5 separate regions of the Homo sapiens genome follow, and all the other regions are linked to region 5. A link is a contact called in ENCODE Hi-C or POLR2A ChIA-PET data. All regions are on one chromosome and are shown on one strand. Each heading gives the region's core, a stretch centred on a gene start or an enhancer-like site at or near the end of the contact. The rest is flanking DNA. Distances are from core to core; before and after follow the strand shown. Region 1 holds the start of NADK (NAD kinase). Region 2 holds the start of CDK11B (cyclin dependent kinase 11B). Region 3 holds the start of MMP23B (matrix metallopeptidase 23B). Region 4 overlaps SLC35E2B (solute carrier family 35 member E2B). Region 5 holds the start of AURKAIP1 (aurora kinase A interacting protein 1).

Region 1 (4,104 bases), core at 458-2,957, 400 kb after region 5:
ACTCTGTCTTAAAAAAAAAAAAAAAAAAAAAAGACTGGTCAAAGTGGCTTACGTCTGTAAGATCAGCACTTTGGGAAGTGGAGGCAGGAGGATCTCTTGAGGCCAGGAGGTTGAGACTAGCCTGGACAACACAGTGAGACTCTATCTCTACAAAAAATTTTATAAATCAGCTAGGTGTGGTGGTGCAGGCCTGTAATCCCAGCTACTCAGGAGGCTGAGGTGGGAGGATCAATTGAGCCCAGGAATTTGAGGTTACAGTGAGCTATAATCATGCCACCATAAACACGCCTGGAGGACAGAGTGAGGCCCTGTTTCTAACATACACACACATATACACACAGAAACATCTCGAGAGGACACCTCCAAATGATGAAGCTATTTTGTTGGGTACTGCGGTGGCACCTGTGATTCCTCAAGTAGCTTGGAATCAGCGTGCTAACACCATAAAGTGGCTGCAAAAGTCCCAGTGAAGTCACTGCTGAGAGCAAACAGGCCTTACAGAGAAGTTCCAAGGGGACAGGAAATTTCCAGAGGCTTGAGAGGACAATGTTCAGGGGAATAAGTACTTGAAGGGAATTATCTAACAAGGTGTTAAAGTAACTAGCTTCTTAGACAAGATGACATCAGGAGGAAAAAAAAACTTATTAAGGCAAACATGTCAGTTTCAGGCCAACTAAGGCTGTCAGAGAGACATGGAACACAAGAAGAGAAGAGTTTTGAAATGTATTCCCATCAAGAGCCAAGAATAATGAACTTTTGAATGTAAAACTTAGTGTGTTCCAAAACAAGAAAGGAAAAATAACTTGTTACTCGGAATCGAAGCCAAAAGGAATCTCATTGCTTGGGGAGGAGGGATGGGAGGGTGGGGGTGGTCCTTGGCCTGGGAAGGAAAACTCCACCAGGCCTTCGGAGCTGGGCACGCCCTGTTCCCACAATTAAGAAAAAAAACGACGACCTAGAGCTCAAGGCCGGTGCTGACATCTGACCTACTGGATGGCAGCCGCCTGTAGGAACATCACCATAGACTATTGGAATTTTCTGGCAAGTACTGGGCACTAAATCAGAGATGTGTTTTTAGAGAATTCCATGCCAATACTGCTGTATAGAATCTTTTATTCATACTTTCCCACTAGGTTTGGGCCCCTCTAAGCTTTCACGAGTCAAAGACCCCTCCTGCTTGCTGAAACCACCCACGGAAGGCCGGACACCGAGGACCTGGCCGCCCAAGCAGAGGCGACTGACAAGCGCGGTCCGGGCTGGACGGCCCCACCTTCCCCGCCCGGGAGAGCCAGGCCGGACAGCGGCCTCCCTCAGACCCGTCCCCAAGGCCGAGCCTCGCCCTGGGCCGTGCTGGTGCCCCATTCGGGACGGAGCGGTGGCCCGTCAGCACTTCCACGGCCTCCTCAGCAGGCCAGATGGGCAGGGCCGGCCTGGTGTCTCCCCGCCTGGCCGCGCGCTCGCGGGCAGCGATGACCCCAGGCAGCGGGCGACCCCAGGCGGACGGCAGGCCGGGTCTGCTCACTCACCGTTCGCTGCCGCGGGCGCCTGCGGGGGCGTCTACATGCCGGACCGAGCCCGCAGGCCCCGCCGCCGCGCCGCCGCCAGCCGTCGCTACCTGGCCCTTGGCGCCCTGGCCGCCTGTTGCCCCATGGCCGCCCGGACCCCGGCGCCGGCGCCGCCGAGCAGCAATGCGCCGCGCCCGCCCACTGCGCAGGCGCACCCGCCACGCATGCGCGCTGCCGCGCACGTGGGGCGTCCCGCGCGTCTGCCGGGTCCCACCGGCGCCGGGACACCCCGCGCGGGCGGGAGGCGGCGGGCGTGGCGGGAAAGAGGCGGGCGGTGGGGAAGAGGGGCGAATCGCGGTGGAGAGCAGTGACCAGGGAGTGGAGGCGGGCAGCGGGGACAGGGGCGGGCGTCCGCGACTCGGGTAGGCGGGGGTCGGCGCCCCGAGGAGGGCGGCCCCCGGCTCCCGTCCCCACTCACCTGCCGCGTCCGGAGGGCGCCCCCGGGTCCGCCCGCCACGTCTACGCCTAGGCGCCCCCGACATTGTGATCCCAGCCCGGCGTCCCGCCCCCAACTCACCGCCACCGCGGGCGGGACCTCCCGGACCACGTGGGCCGGCTCAGGGGAGTGCAGGTGCCCCGCGAGAGCTGGCCCCGCCCGCCGCCGCTTCCCTAATTACCGGGCTGTGACACGGTGTGGGCCGAGCCGGATTTGGGAACCGAAACTTAGAGCAGCTGCGGCAGCGCTGCGCTCCCTCGGGGCTGTCCGTCGGGGCTGGGAGGGCGGCCCTGCGCCTGGGGGAACCGCGATCGGCCTCACGCCCACCTCTAGCGGCCAGGTGCGCCTTGCACGCCCACGAACGTCCTCAGAGGTCTACGCTTGGGATCCCAAGGCTGGCAGTGGAGGGAGGACCCGGTGGCCTGGGGCACCTCTAGGGGGACCAGGGAGCCGTGTTTTGCGCACCCCACAGGCTGGAGGACTCGGGGAGTTGGGGGAGGAGGCCAAAGCCACAGGAGCGGACTTTGTAGTGTTTGTTGGAACTGCGGGTCCCACCCAGCCCGCACTTGCTGAACTGGTGGCTGCTCATCAGCGCCTTCAGGCCTCAAATATCCCAATAATGTGCCCTATACCCAGTTCTCAGCTCTCGAGTCACTGTCAGGTAAACTGGCAATGCACGACCAGCTGCTCTAACCTGCTGGTCCCCCAGGTGCCAGACATTGTTTTGTTTTTCTGAGATAGTGTCTCATTCGTCCCCCAGGCCGGAGTCCAGTGGCGGGCTCACGGCTCACTGCAGCCTTGACCTCTCAGGTGCAAGCGATCCTTCCACTTCAGCTTCCCTAGTAGTTGGGACTACAAGTAGGTCCCGCCACACTCGACTACTTCATTCATATATATATATATTTGTGTGTGTGTGTGTGTGTGTGTGTAGAGATGAGGTTTTACCATTTTGCCCAGGCTGGGTCTCAAACTTCACCCGCCTCGGCCTCCCAAAGTACTAGGATTATAGGCGTAAGCCACTGCACCTGGCCCAGCCATTGTTTTCTGAGGTTCAGTCCCTGTCTATACTTTCTGTGTGATCACCTGGCCCAGGGTCGGTGTGGACCTGAGTCCTCTGCAGCCCTTCCCCACACCCGCATACCTGCTCTCTGGTCAGGACTCCTGGGACTTGAATCCAGAGACACGGAACACGGCCTGGCCAAGTCTTCCTGAAAAACACAGCTCTTCAGTTCAGGACCACAGTGAAGTACAGGGCACCAAGGGTGACTGGAAAGGGAAGCAAGGATCATGAGAACTTGGGGGATTTCTTAAGCTCTGTAACTTCTCCCGGGGTTATTTTGCAAACCCAACTGTTTCAAAGTGACCACCAGCCACACCCACAGAAGCGGCCTTGAGCTGCCCAGTTCTTTTTCTTTGGCGGGGGGAGAGGGGGCGGATAAGATCATTAACATAATAATGCGTGAGCTGAGTTTTTGCATATGATCATTAGCATAATAATGCTTGATCTAGATGGCGCACCCACAAGCCAGGCACTGAGCCAGGCCTCAGTAGAATCTTCTAGAGTGGAGGCAGTCAACTGCTTCTGCAGAGGCAACCAGTGACTGTCGTGGGCCCCAGGTCACACAGCAGGTGCCCTTCGCGTGTCCCGCTGTGTAGGGAGCTCCAGCAGCTGCCCCGTCTGTGGCATGAAAACCCTTTGTCTACCCTGGGCCTGGGCACTGCCTGCAGGAGAGCTTCCCTGTTTCAGAGATGAGAAAACAAAACCAGGGCTGTGGTTTCCTTCAGCTGACAGGTTGTGCAATTTCTCAGGGCAGGCCCCGGATATGACCTTGAAGATTCAGGGGCCAAGATCTCACACCCACACCTCACCCCAGGCCTGGCCAGCAATAACTAAGACCAAAGCTGGGAAGGCTCCTTAGGGCACCCAGAATGGTCCAAGAGGCAGCTTTGCTTGGGCTGAGACCAAAGGGAAGAGATGTTCCCGCAGCAGGAACAGAAGGGTCCAGGGCTATCATGGGGGCTTCTGCCAGATGGTGCACAGGAAGAGGCTCTGCCTTCAAGGGATTGGGGGTCAGGAAAGGCCCCCTCCTGCCTGACCAGGCC
Region 2 (4,151 bases), core at 1-2,500, 280 kb after region 5:
CCCAGTGTGGTGGCGCGTGCCTGTATTCCTAGCTACAGGAAGGAGGCTGCTAGAGGCAGGAGGATCACTTGAATCAGAGAGGTCAAGGCTGCAATGAGCCAAGACTGCGCCACTGCACTCCAGCCTAGATAACAAAGTAAGACTTGGTTAAAAAAAAAAAAAAAAAAAAAAAAGTAAGCTCTAGGCTGAGGCGGGTGGATCACAAGGTCAGGAGGTCAAGACCAGCCTGGCCAACACGGCGAAAACCCTGTCTCCACTAAAAATACAAAACTTAGCTGGGCGTGGTGGCGGGTGCCTGTAATCCCAGCTACTCGGGAGGCCGAGGCAGCAGAATCGCTTGAATCCGAAAGGCGGAGGTTCCGGTGAGCCGAGGTCGCGTCACTGCACTCCAGCAAGACCCCGTCTCAAAAAAAAAAGAAAAAAAAACAAGAATGATAAGTTGTAAGCCAGGCAAGGTGGCGAGCGCCTGTAGTCCCATATACTCTGCAAGCTGAGATGGGAGACCGATTGAGCCCAGGAGTTCCAGGCTGAAGTGCGCTTGTGAACAGCCACTGCGCTGCAGCATGGGCGACAAAAAAGAGTGATGGGTTCTGAAAAATGACCGCTTGAAATCAAGTCTCGTTTCTGTCATTCTTGTATGGTCTTGGGTAACGTAATTCACCTCAGTTTAGTCTTCCGTACAACCAGAATAACAACACCTACGTGATAGTATCGATCGCGGATTAAAGATCATCCGTTTAAAGGCTCTTAACTCAGGACCTGCCACTCATCAAACACTGCTTTTACTGTCAGAATCTGCTAGAAAGACCGCTTGGACTACGTGAAGCCACTAGCACACTGGACAGCTGCACCTTGAGACCGGGGAGATGCTCCGAGATGTGCTCGCGAACAAGGCCACCTGACCCGGGCACTGGGCTATTTCCTCGGGTTCAGTCCCGCACACTTGAGGTTCAGCCTGGCAGACGTTGGCTCCAGACAGCGTTTGGACCCGCCGCCTCCACCACCCAAAGTTCCGTGCGGGATGAGACTGTCCGCGGAAGCGAGGGTGTCGCTCGCCCCCGGGCCCGGGTCCGCCCCGCTCCGAGGCCTGCTCGGAAGAAAGACCTCGGTGCGCAGTTCTCCTCGCGCTCCCACACCTGGTCCGCCCAGTCGGAACTCACCCCTACGCCGCCGCCGCTGCCGCCGCCGCCGCCGCCGGTCCCGGAGCCAGAGAAGAAACAGCAACCGGCGCGCGCCAAAAGTATCGTCACTTCCTGTATTGGCGCGTAATGATGATATAATAGCCGACCTCCGGCCCAGAACTCGAGACAACGACAGGGGCTCGCTCTGTGCGGCACTTCCTGTGTCTGCGCGGGATGATAACGCATAAAACAGCGCTTGCTCAGGTCCAGGACGCCAGAAGAAACAGCCCGGTGAGCGCACTTCCGACTTCGGCGCGGGCTGTGACGCAGGAATCGGGACTCCGGAGGAGCGACGCCCACTTTTGGAGCAGTTTGCGCCTGCGCGGAACGCGTGGCCGGCTTCCGGAATCCTACCGGGACTTTTCCGGTAGCGAAGCCCGCGCCTGTGCCAAGGCTTGCGAGCAGAATGCCTTCGCGATGGACGCCCGCATTCCACCCCCTTGACCGCTGGGACCCCTAGTGGCGGGTGGGTGGAGCGCGCTCCATTTACCTGCTGGTTACCTCGTGAGGCGCCTCAGGTCTGTGTGTCTTGTAAAGGCCGATCTCGGAATTTAACTCTGAACCTTACTCAGAAACAGGGCAGGGAGAGCTCTTACGATGTGATTTTATTTTATTTATTCATGTATTTACTTTTGAGTCGGAGCCTTGCTCTGCCGCCCAGGTTGGAGTGCAGTGGCGTGGTCTTGGCTCACTGCAGCCTCCTCCCGGGTTCAAGGAATTTTCCTGCCTCAGCCTCCCGAGTAGCTGGAACCACAGGCCCGCGCCACCACGCCCGGCTAATTTTTATATTTTTGGTAGAGACGAGGTTTCGCCATATTGGCCAGGCTGGTCTCGAACTCCTGACCTCAAGTGATCCGCCCGCTTCGTCCTCCTAAAGTGCTGGGATTACAGGCGTGAGCCACCGCGCCCGGCCTTTTACAATGTGATTTTGAAGCTGACACTGGCAGTGGGTCCTCAAAGTGCAGACTCACTGGGTATGGTGCTTCCCCCAACTCCCAGGGCCCCACTCCAAACCCATGGATTCAGAGCATTGCAGGAGAAGAGGATAAAACGAGCAATTAATTCCCTTTCCATATGTCAGGTTTTCCTCTTGACTTGAAAAGTCACAGAAAAATGCTTTAGACATCTGAATCTCAGGAAACAAACAATGGAAGATAAACATCCGCATTTACTGGGCCTGAAATGGGAAAATGAAAGATGTGGCAAGAAACTGACAAGGGCCCAAGAAGGGCGATGGGTATCGGAATTTTTTTCATCCCGGAATGAAATGCTGCTTGCTTTGTGTACCCAAGCTCTTTTTTTATTTTTATTTTTTTGAGACGGAGTCTCGCTCTGTTGCCCAGGCTGGAGTGCAGTGGCGCGATCTCGGGTCACTGGAAGCTCCGCCACCCGGGTTCACGCCATTCTCCCGCCTCCACTCCATTCGCCCGCATTAGGCTCCTGAGTACCTGTGACTACAGGCGCCTGCCACCATGCCCGGCTAATTTTTTTTTTATTTTGGGTAGAGACGGGGTTTTACCGTGTTAGCCAGGATGGTCTCAATCTCCTGACCTCGTGATCAGCCTGCCTCTGCCTCCCAAAGTGCTGGGATTACAGGCGTGAGCCACCGCGCCTGGCCTCCCCCAAGCTCTTAATGTTGCTTCCTGAGTTCTTGGTAACTGGGGAAATCTCCCTATTTTTTTATTTTTATTTTTTTTTGAGACGGAGTCTTGCTCTGTCGCCCAGGCTGGAGTGCAGTGGCGCAATCTCGGCTCACTGCAAGCCCCACCTCCCGGGTTCAACGCCATTATCCTGCGAGCCTCAGCCTCCCGAGTAGCTGGGACTACAGGCGTCCACCACTACGCCCGGCTAATTTTTTTGTGTTTTTAGTTGAGATGGGGTTTCACTGTATTAGCCAGGATGGTCTTGATCTCATGACCTTGTGATCTGCCTGCCTTGGCCTCCCAAAGGGTTGGGATTACAGGCGTGAGCCACAGCACGTTTTTTTCTGTTTTGAGAAAAAGTCTCGCTGTGTCACCCAGGCTGGAGTGCAGTGGCACAATTTTGGGTAACTGCAGCCTCCGCCTCCTGGGTACAAGTGATTCTCCTGCCTCAGCCTCCCGAGTAGCTGGGATTATAGGCGTGCGCCACCACACCTGGCTAACTTTTGTATTTTTAGTAGCGACAGGATTTTGCCATGTTGGCCAGGCTGGTCTTGAACTCCTGACCTAAAGTATCTGCCCACCAGCCTCCCACAGTGCTGAAATTATAGTCATGAGCCACCGTGCCCGGCCAAAAATCTCCAGTTTACCCTTCCTTTGTGAAATCTGTGAGTACCCAAATGCAGCCACTCATGTCAAACCCTAACAAAATCGACCCCAGAGCCCACGAGGAGGGGGTGGCCTCGCACTTGCGCTTGATAGGAGCTGCCACAAAGGCCTTTCCCAACCAGAACTTTGGGTTCAGCCACTTCTGTGAAGAGCCTCTTTGCTAGCAACAGCCAGCCCCACCGGTGAACAAAGTAGCATGAACACCAGAGTTCCACAAGGAAGAAAACAAAGCAGTCCATATTTAACATTTATTTTACTTTGCTGAGCAAGAATCATAGACAGCTACTACCACGGCTGCTTCGTTTGGACAAAAATAACGAGGAGGCATCCACGGGATTAGTTACACGGTATCAACTTACCACCACAGCAGAATCAACAGTGACTCGCTAATTAACAGAACCGTTTGCTAGAAAGCACTAATCTAGTTATATAAATACTGAAATAGGTCACATGCAAAACACTATAAACGTTTTGTGTGATGTACTTTTAGTTCTCCATAGTTTTGTTTGGTATAAAGGAAATATAATTTGGCTGTGACGTAGACTGTTGATGTAATTTTCAAGTTTTCCTGTATGGGGAAAGTTGCCCTGACTGTGGCCCTTTTCAAGGTGGAGCCTCCAACACCACGTTGGCAGATTCAGACTCCGTGAACAGTCTAAAT
Region 3 (4,098 bases), core at 1,162-3,661, 260 kb after region 5:
CCCGTCCCCCACCCCTTCCCTCCCACACTTCCGCCCATGGCCCTTCCCCAGGTTACACCCCGCCCTCCCAAGGCTCACACCCGGCCCCCCAGCCCCCAGCCCCCAGCCCCGCCTGCTCCAGATCACACCCGGCCCACAGCCCCGCCTCAAGGTAACACCCTCCTCCCCCATCACACCCCAGCCCCGCTGGATTTCACGGCCCCTCCCAGATCACACTCCCTCCATAGCCCCACCCCAGATCACAGCCCACCCAGAGCACCGCCCCCCCATCACACCCCGGCCCAGCTCACAGCCCACCTGCAGCCCTGACTCCAGCCCGCACACCACCTTATGCCTGATTTCCACGGCTCACCTCCTGCCCGCACCCGGGCCCCACCTCTGCCTCCAAATCACCCACCCCGCCAGCCCCCCTTGCAGGTCACAACCCGTCCCAGGTGACACCCCGCCCCCAGCCTCGCCCCCCCGCAGCTCCCTGCTCCCCGCATTCCCCCACCCGGCCTCCCAGCTCACACCCGTCCCCCACCCCGCAGACGGCTCTGAGGTGGCGAGCGCCGCCCCCGCCCCCGGCCCGCCGCGCCAGCTGGTGGAGGAGCTGCAGAGCCGCTACCGGCAGATGGAGGAACGCATCACCTGCCCCATCTGCATCGACAGCCACATCCGCCTCGTGTTCCAGTGCGGCCACGGCGCATGCGCCCCCTGCGGCTCCGCGCTCAGCGCCTGCCCCATCTGCCGCCAGCCCATCCGCGACCGCATCCAGATCTTCGTGTGAGCCGCGCCGTCCGCCGCGCCCGAGCTGCCTTCGCGTGCCCCCGCCCTGTGTTTTATAAAAAGAAAGATTCTCGGACGTTGCCTCTGCTGTCTGCCTGGGGGACCGGGCGCCTCTGGGGTCCTCCCCTCGGGACACGCGGGCGAGCCTGGGGGCGAGGGGGGGGGGGCCCTTCCCTGGGTCCGCCCCGCCCGCCCCAGGCTCTCGGGTCCAGACTCCCGCCCGGACTGCGGCCTTCGGGCCAGGACACCCTCCAGGCGCGGGCACGGCCGCCTCCCGCCCCCCAGGCCCGGGTCCGACGGGGCGGGGACTCCTGTGTCTGCCCCCGGGCCCCCCTCGCTCTTCCGTCCTGGGGGCGGCCGCGGGGACTCGCGCTCTGATCCAAGGGGCCCGACACTCCCCAGGGCTGTGGGGTCCCGTCCCAGCAGGGAGTTAGTTGGGGGGCGTCCCAGGCAGGGTCTGGGGGCCGGGCGCACGCAGGCGGGGTGACGAGCTGGGGGGGCGGGGGGCGGTGTCGGAGCAAATACGGCGGCCAGGCCCAGCCTCTCGCGCTTTCCAAGAACCGCCCGCGGCCGCCGCCAGCTGCTTGGCGCTGACCCCGTTGGCCGGGCTGCCGTCACCCTGGGCCCGACGCCGGCGCGGAAAACGGGGAGGGACGAGACAGACACAGGCCGGTCTGGCTCGGAATCTCCTGCTCCTCTGCCCAATCCCCCACCCCCGCCCCGCGGGACGCCGGTGCCCGGTCTCGGTCCCAGCCCAGAGCCGCTCGCGCCTGGACGCCGGCCGCCCCGTCGAACCTTTGGGTCTCCGAGCTCCCCGCCCCCGCCCCCAATCAGGACCGGTCCAGACCTCCAGGCCCGGCGCTTAGCTCCGTTTCCCGTCCCTCCCGTCTCCCTCTCCCCTTTGCTGGGGCCTAGCCGGGGATTTAGGAGCCACACACCCTCCACCTCACGCGCTACCCTCCACGGGGCTTCCCGCAGCCAGGGCCCGCCCCTTCCCGGCTCCCCGGGAGACCCTGGCAAGTTCCCTCCCTCCGCCCCGCAACCTGGCACCCTCCGCGGCCCTTGCCTACCCACGCACCCCCTCCCCGCCTCCCCCTCCACCGCCCCATACTCACTGCCACGTCCCCATCCGGCCATCCCCTCCCAGCTCTCGGGGACACTGTCAGGCGAGCGACGCGTCTCCTGCGGCCCAGCTCAGCTGCCTGGGCCAGGATGGAGACTCCGCTCATGTGGGGCTCAGGGGTTTTTTGAGGATTCCATTTGGGAAAAAAGCCACCAGATCACTCACTGCCCAGCAGTGGGGGCTTGGGGACCCCCACTGCTACCCTTTCCTAAGCGGGAGCCCTGGCGCTGCCCTTCCCGGGCTGCCTGGGGCCCTCTTCGCTCCCCCCTCCGAGGACCCCGCCCAGCAGGCCATGCCCAGGCCTCTGCCCCTGGCCCACGGGACGCGGGTCCCCATGCCCCCGGCTGGAGACAGCAGGCAGCTCGGCCAACGGACGGGCCAGCTGGTTCCCTTCAGGGGCAGCCTTGCCCCCTCTCCCGCCCCGTCTCCCTCCCCCCCACCACACCGGGCTGTAACCCGAGCCGCCGAGCCACTGCCTCCCCTCCGGATCCTCCCCGGAGGCTCTGCGGCCCGGGCCCCCGCGCCTTGCTGCCCCATGCAGCCCTGAGCCCCACAGCAAGTCTGCCATGGGCCGCGGGGCCCGTGTCCCCTCGGAGGCCCCGGGGGCAGGCGTCGAGCGCCGCTGGCTTGGAGCCGCGCTGGTCGCCCTGTGCCTCCTCCCCGCGCTGGTGCTGCTGGCCCGGCTGGGGGCCCCGGCGGTGCCGGCCTGGAGCGCAGCGCAGGTGAGCGGCGGGGGGGAGGCCAGGTGCCGGGTTGGGGGGGTCCTCACGTCTGTGGGTCTGGTCTATCGGGGGGCCCGCAGGACGTGTGCGGGGTGTGCGGGGTGTTTGAGGGTCCGGATGTGCGTCCCGAGGTCGGAGGGTTGGACGCCCCTGTGTCCAGTTGTTGGGAGGGGTGGGAGGCCTCGCCCTGCTGTTCAGCCCCTTCCCCTCCACTGGGCCGCGTTCCCAGGGACGTGCAACAGGGCGCTCAGGTTAGGAGACCCGAAACCACAGGCAGACAGGACCCGCCACGCCCGCTCCCAGCCCTGGGCACCCCCACCCCCGTTTCCTTCCAGTCCATTTTCCGCGGCAGTTTTTGGTCCTGGGGACCGTCACCGATGCCTCCCACGCACGCTTTCTTCCCTGAAGGGAGACGTCGCTGCGCTGGGCCTCTCGGCGGTCCCCCCCACCCGGGTCCCGGGCCCACTGGCCCCCCGCAGACGCCGCTACACGCTGACTCCAGCCAGGCTGCGCTGGGACCACTTCAACCTCACCTACAGGTGCGCCCTGGCTGGGCCCCGGGGGAGGGGGCGCGGCCGGCGCCCGCTGAGCTCACTCTCCCTGCAGGATCCTCTCCTTCCCGCGGAACCTGCTGAGCCCGCGGGAGACGCGGCGGGCCCTAGCTGCCGCCTTCCGCATGTGGAGCGACGTGTCCCCCTTCAGCTTCCGCGAGGTGGCCCCCGAGCAGCCCAGCGACCTCCGGATAGGTGGGCGCCCGCCCCCGCCCCGGCCCGGCCCTGCGCGCCCGGCCTCTCAGCCCCGTGCTCCCCCCAGGCTTCTACCCGATCAACCACACGGACTGCCTGGTCTCCGCGCTGCACCACTGCTTCGACGGCCCCACGGGGGAGCTGGCCCACGCCTTCTTCCCCCCGCACGGCGGCATCCACTTCGACGACAGCGAGTACTGGGTCCTGGGCCCCACGCGCTACAGCTGGAAGAAAGGTGACCGTCCAGGCTGGCCTCCTGGAGGCCTCTCCTCTGCAGCACAGTGGGCTGCCGCGGTCGGGCTTTGGGGCAGACGGCAGGAGGGACCTTCCGGGGTGGTGGCTGCCACTGGAGTCTAGCAGGCAAGGAGGGGAGCCCGTGGGAGCCCCCATCCCGGCAGCCCTGAACTCCCTTTCCCATCCCCCTGCGCCTCTGGAGCGGGAGCTGGAGCTGCATTCCTGGGGGCCGAGCTCACCGCCTGGGCCCAGAACATTCTTATCTTTCCGTGGCTGCGGCCGAGGGCGGCTCCGCGGCTGCGCTCCAGCAGATACACCGGGCCTCGGGGAGCTGGCCCACGGGCGGCGGGGCTGGGCCCGGGGCTCCCAGGCGCTGACCCCCGGGGCCCGCAGGCGTGTGGCTCACGGACCTGGTGCACGTGGCGGCCCACGAGATCGGCCACGCGCTGGGCCTGATGCACTCACAACACGGCCGGGCGCTCATGCACCTGAACGCCACGCTGCG
Region 4 (3,747 bases), core at 1,223-3,722, 300 kb after region 5:
GAGGAAGAGCGTGCAGAAGCTGAAGAAGAACCACAGCGTGAGGTAGAGCAGCGCCCGCGAGCTCCACACACCCAAGTCTGACTCGATGACCGTGGTCTCCGTGATGGTGACGGTCAGTACGTTCTCATCTGTGCCGCCGTCGCTCTTGGCAAAAACAATCTTCTCACTTCGGTGACCAAACAGAGAGCCCCAGCTGAGAGGCGACCTGCCTTTCGGCTTCTCTTCGGAGCCAGGAACCAGCTCTTCCAGTGCTGGGGTTTTCACCGAGGACGACATGCTGAAGCCACAGCCACGAACGATTTTACCTCCAGGCTGGGCAGCATGGGTCACCGTGACCGCCCGGGGGTGGGGCCGCAGCAGGGACTCCGGGCGCCAGGAACGAGGCCACCAGGGCCTCTCCCAGGCAAAGCGCAGAAGCAGACGCTAAAATATTAAGAAAAGGAAACACATCACCCGTTTTGAACATTTAATGTCCTCAAAGGTTTCAACCACCAATTTAAAATCACTTTGAAAATGCAATTGGGCCGGGCACGGTGGCTCACACCTGTAATCCCAGCACTTTGGGAGGCCGAGGCAGGTGGATCACCTTAGGTCAGGAGTTCGAGACCACCCTGGCCAACATGACGAAACCCCGTCTCTACTAAAAATATAAAAACTAGCAGGGCATGGTGGCCGGCGCCTGTAATCCCAGCTACTCGGGAGGCTGAGGCAGAAGAATTGCTTGAACCCAGGAGACGGAGGTTGCAGTGAGCCGACATGATACCACTGCACTCCAGCCTCAGTGACAGAGTGAGACTCTGTCTCAAGAAAAGAAAAAAAGAAAATGCAATCGTTCACTGTCCAAAGATTTTTAGCAATTGAATCCCGTTTTTCTCTGCGCGTGTTGGCGGATCCTTGCTCTTGAGAGACGGTCTCCTGGCACACTTGACTGTCGTCCTGGCAGACCTGGGGCTGTGGGTCCTTCACGCCCTGCCTGGCAGCTGCACCTTCTCGATGGGCTTTGTGGCTGCCGCTGTCGGGTGCCCAGGACTAATTCCATGCTACTTTCTTTTTCCTTTTTTTTTTTTTTTTTGAGACGGAGTATTGCTCTGTCGCCCAGGCTGAAGTGCAGAGGCGTGATCTGGGCTCACTGCAAGCTCCGCCTCCCGGGTTCTCGCCATTCTCCTGCCTCAGGCTCCCGAGTAGCTGGGACGACAGGCGTCCGCCACCACGTCCGGCTAATTTTTTGTAATTTTTTTTTTTTTAGTAGAGACGGGTTTTCACCGTGTTAGCCAGGATGGTCTCGATCTCCTGACCTCGTGAACCGCCCACCTCGGCCTCCTAAAGTTCCATGCTACTTTCTAGACAGACTCCGTGGTATAAAACCACACTTACACCCGCTTCACGCTCAGGCGACTGTGGCTTCGGGGCGAGACACCCCCTCCCTTCCCACGAGCTCCAGGAAGGTCAGAACAGCCGTTTCCTCCTGAGGTCCAGTGGGAATCATCCCCCCAGCTGGGGCTTTGCACAGACGCCACTGTGACTCCGCAGCACCGAGACCCCACCTCCCCCAGGTCTCAATCCCAGCGCTCAGGCAGCCCGATTTCCTGTTTCTCACACCTGGGTTTCTCTTCCTGCTTCGGGGGAGGCTGTGCATCTGAAGGGGCGCCCATCCTGTCTCACCAAGGCGCTCTGGGAGCGTGTGGTGCCGGCCGTGCTGCCCGACCCAGTACCCCTCCTCGTCTCACTTCTCCCCCGGGAAACTGGGGTTCCCACCTCATTCGTGACCTCCTTCTGTGTTTATGTTTATGCACTTGCGTGCGTGCCATATGTATACATAAATATTCTGTGTTCACACTGAGGGACGCACGCCACCCCCTCCCCCATGAAGACCTCGCCTGGGTGCTCAGGCCGGCCTCTCCCCCAGCTCACCTGCCCAGCAGTGCTCAGAGGTGCCTGAAACTTGGCCTCCCCATACCCGGGAACAGGCGCTTCTGCCCTCTCCCCAGTGGCGGCAATGCCAGGGCCTCTGCAGCCTTCCTCTCTCTCCTCCCCTCCCCCTGCTGTGTGTGTCTGTGCACCCAGGTCTCCCCGTCTGCCCATCACACCGCCAGCTCAGTGCCACCCAGACGCTCCCAGGCCACCCATGTGTGCCCTGACCCCTCGGTGCACCAGGACAGCTGCCTCCAAGGGCACCCCAGGCCTCAGTGAGGAGAAGGCCGACCCCTCCACCAGTTCCCACAGCCTCGGAATAACAAAGGACTCATCCACTCCTCGGGCCACTGACAGTGCCAGATCTCCACAAAGACACCATTCCCTTCTTCCTGTTCAGCAGCACAGTCCCACTGCTTAGCCTGGGGTGACAACAAGCTGGGAGCTAAACCTCCATGGGCTGCAGCCTCCCTGGAGCTAGGACTGGCTGGGCCCTGAGCCAGGGAGCTAGGAGACTTTGTGCCAGTTTCCCGGACTGATGGGCCCTGGCTGGGGGTGGAGCAGCTACCTGGCTTTCCTGAGGTGAAAATCCAACAACAAAGGGTGCGGCAGAGCAAAAGGACAGAGCACTCGCGACAGGGCTCCGCAAGGCAGGGGTGGAGCTCATGGCAGGCGTGGATCTCACTCCCCACCTCACTAGGCCTCACGGCCCTTGACCTCTCCCTCCCACCTCGAAGGCTGCCCCCTGGCTGGGGACGCTGTCACAGCACCCGCTACACAGGCTCTGCCACCACCAGCGAGTTTCTAAAACCAAATTCATTTACATGGCAAGGAGGCCACGCTCAAGAAACCCCTCCAGGAGCAAGGAACAGCACGTGGGCTCGGGCGTGTGCAGACGACGCCAGTCACGTCCCACCTGACGTCGAGGCAAACCTGGAATTCAAAAGGCAAGCATCTCCCTCTTGCCAGAACAGTCTGTCCACTTAGCTTCCCTCTGAGAAACTCACAGCATCCCAGGCAAAACTGCTCCCCGCAATGAGGACCCCCATTCCCCTTCTCTGCTGACACTGTGCTCCAAGAAGCCTGTGGGACCCACACAAGCAGCCCAGTCCCCACCCTAATGTTTGCTCACAATTAGTGGAAACAAAAAAACAGAAATCACACTTCACTGACGCTGCCGTTCTCTGTACATCAAGAACTTAAGGTTCTGGGCCAGGCGCCGTGGCTCACACCTGGAATCCCAGCACTTTGGGAGGCCAAGGTGGGCGGATCACCTGAGCTCAGGAGTTCATGACCAGCCTGGCAAACACAGCAAAACCCCGTCTCTACTAAAAGTACAAAAAAAAAATCAGCCGGGTGTGGTGGCTGGCACCTGTAATCCCAGCTACTCGGGAGGCTGAGGCAGGAGAATCACTTGAACCTGGAAGGCAGAGCTTGCAGTGAGCTGAGATCGCGCCATTGCACCCCAGCCTGAGCAACAGAGCGAGACTCCCGTCAAAAAAAAAAAAAAAAAAAATGCTGGGCGCGATGGCTCACACCTGTAATCCCAGCACTTTGGGAGGCCGAGGAGGGTGGATCATGAGGTCAGGAGTTCAAGACCAGCCTGACCAACGTGGAGAAACCCCGTCTCTACTAAAAATACAAAATTAGCCGGGCGTAGTGGATGCCTGTAATCCCAGCTACTCAGGAGGCTGAGGCAGGAGAATCGCTTGAACCCGGGAGGCGGAGGTTGCGGTGAGCCGAGATCACACCGTTGTACTCCAGCCTGGGCAACAAGAGTGAAACTCCGTCTCAAAAAAAAAAAATTTTTTTTTAATGTAGCCGGGCATGGTGGTG
Region 5 (3,993 bases), core at 857-3,356:
CTGTAAACGAGACCCTTTCCTCAGCCACCCCCCAGCCCCGAACCCCTTCTGGGACAACTCTTCCTGCTTAGTCCCCACGTCCACTCAGGGCCCCAGGAGATGGCAGACATGCCTGGGAAGGCCAACACCCTGGCCCTGTAGCCGGAAAGCTTGGAGGGCCACTGGAGGATCACGTCCACGGAGCCTGGCGGGCACCATCCACCACTGCCAGTGGTACCAGAACCTTTCCTGCCTTCCCAATGAGGCCCTCCCCGACCCTCCACTCATGAAATACACCTGAATCACCCCGTGCATTCCGGGTGCTCCCTAAACCCCAGTCCTGTCCCCCTGTACTTCTGCCATCCGGGTCGGCCTCCCCAGGGAATGTGGTGCTCAGGGAGGGGCTGTGGGATCTGTTCACAGTGATCCCACAGCACCTAGCCTGAACTGCACACAGCACACATTTGCTCACAGCGAGGCTGGGGCTCCTACAGGCCCAGCACCCTCTGGACGGCGGCCAAGAGCCAGCTAGAGAGAGGGACGGCCAATCTGCCACCCTGCTGCCCGGGTCTTCTGCAACACCTGGGACTGGCAGCAGCCTCAATCCTGAGAGACCTCACACCCGGCAAATGGAGCTCCAGACCCGCAGGAAAGGCTGAGTCCTCTGAGAATTTATTACTACGGATCACAGCAGCAACGGGCGGGAAGGGCGGCGCCAGACTCATTTGCCCCGCAGGTAGATCTTGGGGGTCTGCCAGCCTTCGGGGGCTTCCTTTAGCCCCGCCTTCAGCCAGATGCGCCTCAGGTCTTTCTCGAACTTGATCTGCAAGACGCAGAGAGAGGGACCGCCAAGTAATTCGTGGCAAAGAAACGTGTTCTCAGCACTTTGCCCTCCCAGGGCCAAGCAGGGGGCCACTCACCTGCTTGCGTCTCAGGCGTCCCTCCTGGACCTTCCTCCGCAGGAACCGCGTCTTCTTCACCAGCTTCCGGTACTTGTGGTGGTTCATCTTCCGCCGGCGGATCTTCAGCACGTTTTTGCACTGAATTTGAGGCGCATCCGCGACGCCTTCATCCCCCTGCTCGGCCCCTTCCCCTATCTGGCTGGGCGGACACTGGTAGGATTGCGGTGGAGCCACAGTCCCTGCGGTCCCGGTATCCAGTCTGGGCAGGAAGCAGCGGGCCGTGAGCCAGCTCTCCAGGGGGCTGACGGACATCTTCCTGGGGACCAGCATCTCCTCCAGCTCCAGCTGGGCCCCCTTGCGAGGGAGAGAGGCCGCCCTACCTGGGCCGGCCGGCGATGTGCTGTAAAGGGGCCCGCAGACCCGGCTGCCCAGCACTCCAGAGACGGGCCAAGGCGGGCGGCCGCCTGCAGAAAACCAGACGCCACGGTCACCGCTCGCGAGACCACACAGGCCCGTCGGGTTGAGGAGCAGCAGGTTCGTCCCAGCGAGGATCCCCCGCACCTCATTCCTGGCCTGAACCCCTGAGGTTCCCTCTGTGAGCATCGGAAGCTTAGAGGGGAAAGAGTGTGTGTGTGGCCACCGGCCCTGCCCCAGCGGAGCTGCTGAGACCCGCACTCCTAACCAGGTGTGCATCCTCCCATCCGCCCCCGCGCGGCTTCCTACCTGCCCAAGGAACGGCCCTCAACAGCTGGGAAGTCAGGCGCCCCAGGAGCATGGTCTGTGGGCGGCGGCCACAGGTCCCAGGGGAGCTGGAACACAAGTGCCCGTTCAGGTCAGGCGGCAGCGCCTTCAGTAGTCGCGGGCGGGCCGGGACTGGGGCGTCTGGTCCCGCCGCGACCCTCGCTTCCCTTCTCCCTCCGCCACCCCAACCCACAAGGAGGACTTTGCTTCCAACACAGCTCGCGCCCCGAGGCTCCCAAGCCCCCGACGCGGGCGGTGTCGCGCTCGGACGCACCGAAAGGTCCCAGAACGGGGAGGCCGGCCCCCTCCCCGGGTTCACCCCCGCGCGAATCGCGTTGCCTGGCGCCCGGACCCTCTCGGCTGGACCCCGGGCCCGCCTGCCGCAGCGCCCGGCGCCCTCAGGCCTCCCGCTGACCCTTCCCAAGCCCGACCTCGACGCGGCTCAAATTGACCGTTCTGCGGCCGCCCTCGGGCACTTCCGGTCCGTCCCCAAGTCGGCCCCGATCGGCAGCGGCCACCCGGCGGTTCCTACGCACAGCGCCCGCTGGCGTCCTCGCGGCCCCCGATTCTGCATTGGCTCAGGCCCCGCCGGGCCCGAAAGGCGACGGTTTCCGGTTAGTGGAATCACGGTCCCAGTCCTCGCGCGGTTCCTCAGCTCCGCCTGGTCCCTTACGGAGGCAAAAAACTACATTTCCCACAATCCCAGGGGGTGCGGGCCCTGGATATACCCGCAGGTCCAGAATCGTTTCCGGACCACCCAGGGGCCGGATTCCCAACGGGCCGACGGAAGTGCGGGCTCAAGACTACGGAAGTGACGTATCTGGCAACGGAAGTGGAGTTACGTGGAAGGCGGAAGCGTCTAGAGCTATTTCCCCCGTTTTTGCTAGAGACCAAGGACCCGGAATAAGCACTGAGCCTGCGGTACCGGGCCTCCCCGACTCCTCATTCCTGGGGTTAAAAAAAAAAAAATAAGACGCAGGCTGGGCGCGGTGGCTCAGGCCTGTAATCCCAGCACTTTGGGAGGCCGAGGCTGGTGGATCACCTGAGGTCAGGAGTTCGAGACCAGCATGGCCAACATGGTGAAACCCCGTCTCTACTAAAACTACAAAAATTAGCCTAGCGTGGTGGCAGGCGCCTGTAATCCCAGCTACTCGGGAGGCTGAGGCAAGAGAATCGCTTGCGCCCAGGAGGCAGAGGTTGCGGTGAGCCGAGATCGCACCACTGCACTCCAGTCTGGGTGACATAGATCCTGTCTCAAAAAAATAAATAAATAAATAAAATAAAAATCAGACTCACACTTTTTGTCTGAGAACTAAAAGCAGCCTCTCTGGTGGATTGGGTTTGGCTGAGCCCCTAATGATGCTCCCCAGAGTAGGCGCTGCCAACGTGTAGCTTCACCTTTCTACTCCAGACAGGCCCCTTTGACCTCCGTGAGGTTGGCTAATATAGAGACCCCAGCATGGACTTGCAGGGGCGCCTGGTGGGAGAGGGGTGTGGAGCAGAGCCTGCTGGGCCTGCTCGGAGACTTGCCTTGCAGGAGGGTCTTCCAGGGACGCTTAGCAGGAAGTGGAAAGGCCAGGTCATCTGCCGGGCCCAGCCTGGCTAAGCAGTGAGTGACAGGTAGGATAGGCCAGTGTGAGGACATAAAGTTCAGGCTCCAGGCCCACCTCTACAACTGAGGTCCCCAGATGACTCTACGTTACCCCTCAGAGGGGCTACTTGGGACTCCAAGCAGGAAGGTTTACGAACGTTATTTGCGGGCCCGCCCTTCACCCCTGCTGCACAGCTTCCCCTAGTGGATTTGGCCGTAAATGAGCAGACTGGTGCCTCCAGAGCAGCCCTCACCTTGGTGCCCCTGTGTTTGTCTTCACCCGGCTGGGGTCCAGGGAGATGCAAAGAATCCATCAGAGAACAGGTGAGCATGTTGAGAAGAACCAGAGAACCAGAAATAACCTGGGCTGGCAACCTTGGCCTTCAGGCTTCTGAGGCATTGACGTGCAGATATAAGTACCTCCCCTGAGTTAGGGACTGGTAGAAGAAACGGGATGTGGACATTTCAGTCTGAGAAAGTCTTGAGGAGCAGGATGAACCAGGGTGTCCTTCCCCCTCTCAGGAAGTAATTTCAGGGAGGTGAAGTGAGGAAGACCACTCTGTTGGGGTCCCTGTACCCAATAGGCTCCAGGCCAAAAGGGAAAGGTCCCAGCTAGAGCAGGACCCAGCTGCTACAAGGCTGGGGAATTATCATTCAGCTACAGGAGCTGCATGGAGCCGGCCCGGGAGGCTTGCAGACAGTGGCCACCCCGATGAATGCCCGGGCCAGACCTGACTGGCTGCCGCCCACAGGAGTGGCAGGAACACTTGTTGGAAGCGC

What was found. Hi-C counts contacts between places; a loop is a spot of excess contacts on that map. ChIA-PET counts read pairs that join two places held with the same protein, here RNA polymerase II (POLR2A). Pooled maps may share reads with other maps.
Region 1: a loop to region 5 is called in a pooled map, with 19 times the contacts of the local background. The contact joins the promoter of NADK here to the promoter of AURKAIP1 in region 5. A Hi-C loop is called at or near these places in 1 of 37 single-sample maps with no recorded cell type and 6 of 50 pooled maps. POLR2A ChIA-PET finds 5 or more read pairs at or near these places in 2 of 52 experiments (GM12878 and naive thymus-derived CD8-positive, alpha-beta T cell).
Region 2: a map with no recorded cell type shows a loop between it and region 5 (26-fold over the local background). The contact joins the promoter of CDK11B here to the promoter of AURKAIP1 in region 5. A Hi-C loop is called at or near these places in 6 of 37 single-sample maps with no recorded cell type and 11 of 50 pooled maps. POLR2A ChIA-PET finds 5 or more read pairs at or near these places in 1 of 52 experiments (H1).
Region 3: a pooled map shows a loop between it and region 5 (5-fold over the local background). The contact joins the promoter of MMP23B here to the promoter of AURKAIP1 in region 5. A Hi-C loop is called at or near these places in 4 of 50 pooled maps. POLR2A ChIA-PET finds 5 or more read pairs at or near these places in 5 of 52 experiments (B cell, CD4-positive, alpha-beta T cell, CD4-positive, alpha-beta memory T cell and 2 more).
Region 4: a loop to region 5 is called in a map with no recorded cell type, with 8 times the contacts of the local background. The contact joins the enhancer-like site here to the promoter of AURKAIP1 in region 5. A Hi-C loop is called at or near these places in 3 of 37 single-sample maps with no recorded cell type and 2 of 50 pooled maps. POLR2A ChIA-PET finds 5 or more read pairs at or near these places in 2 of 52 experiments (activated CD8-positive, alpha-beta T cell and naive thymus-derived CD4-positive, alpha-beta T cell).

What each region holds. Positions count from the first base shown.
Region 1 is chr1:1,776,763-1,780,866 of GRCh38, forward strand. NADK (NAD kinase) reads right to left here and starts at 1,708. Exons shown (of 12, transcript NM_023018.5): 1 at 1,527-1,708. RefSeq lists a silencer at 1,224-2,423 and enhancers at 3,484-3,653, 3,664-3,723, 3,734-3,803, 3,814-3,913.
Region 2 is chr1:1,657,754-1,661,904 of GRCh38, forward strand. It overlaps CDK11B (cyclin dependent kinase 11B), which reads right to left and starts at 1,251. Exons shown (of 20, transcript NM_033486.3): 1 at 1,161-1,251. It overlaps SLC35E2B (solute carrier family 35 member E2B), which reads right to left. Exons shown (of 10, transcript NM_001290264.2): 10 at 3,725-4,151. RefSeq lists enhancers at 1,094-1,816, 1,248-1,337, 1,358-1,637.
Region 3 is chr1:1,629,762-1,633,859 of GRCh38, forward strand. MMP23B (matrix metallopeptidase 23B) reads left to right here and starts at 2,412. Exons shown (of 8, transcript NM_006983.2): 1 at 2,412-2,613; 2 at 3,022-3,152; 3 at 3,220-3,359; 4 at 3,427-3,594; 5 at 3,987-4,098. The coding sequence starts at 2,458. It overlaps LOC124903821 (a long non-coding RNA gene), which reads right to left and starts at 2,025. Exons shown (of 3, transcript XR_007065352.1): 1 at 1,884-2,025; 2 at 1-814. It overlaps MIB2 (MIB E3 ubiquitin protein ligase 2), which reads left to right. Exons shown (of 20, transcript NM_001170687.4): 20 at 531-844. The coding sequence ends at 769. RefSeq lists enhancers at 455-1,018, 3,119-3,930 and silencers at 466-715, 816-965.
Region 4 is chr1:1,676,424-1,680,170 of GRCh38, forward strand. It overlaps SLC35E2B (solute carrier family 35 member E2B), which reads right to left. Exons shown (of 10, transcript NM_001290264.2): 3 at 1-423. The coding sequence starts at 276. Among named protein-coding and RNA genes, the nearest start is that of SLC35E2B, 14 kb to the right of the region's middle. RefSeq lists an enhancer at 1,582-1,631. Within about 2 kb of position 2,473, at least 15 of the 41 ENCODE cell types and tissues checked have a DNase peak (open chromatin) inside an H3K27ac peak, as active enhancers do.
Region 5 is chr1:1,373,101-1,377,093 of GRCh38, forward strand. AURKAIP1 (aurora kinase A interacting protein 1) reads right to left here and starts at 2,107. Exons shown (of 4, transcript NM_017900.3): 1 at 2,054-2,107; 2 at 1,605-1,690; 3 at 900-1,345; 4 at 636-802. The coding sequence starts at 1,656. The coding sequence ends at 701. RefSeq lists silencers at 1,848-1,897, 1,918-2,097 and an enhancer at 1,893-2,798.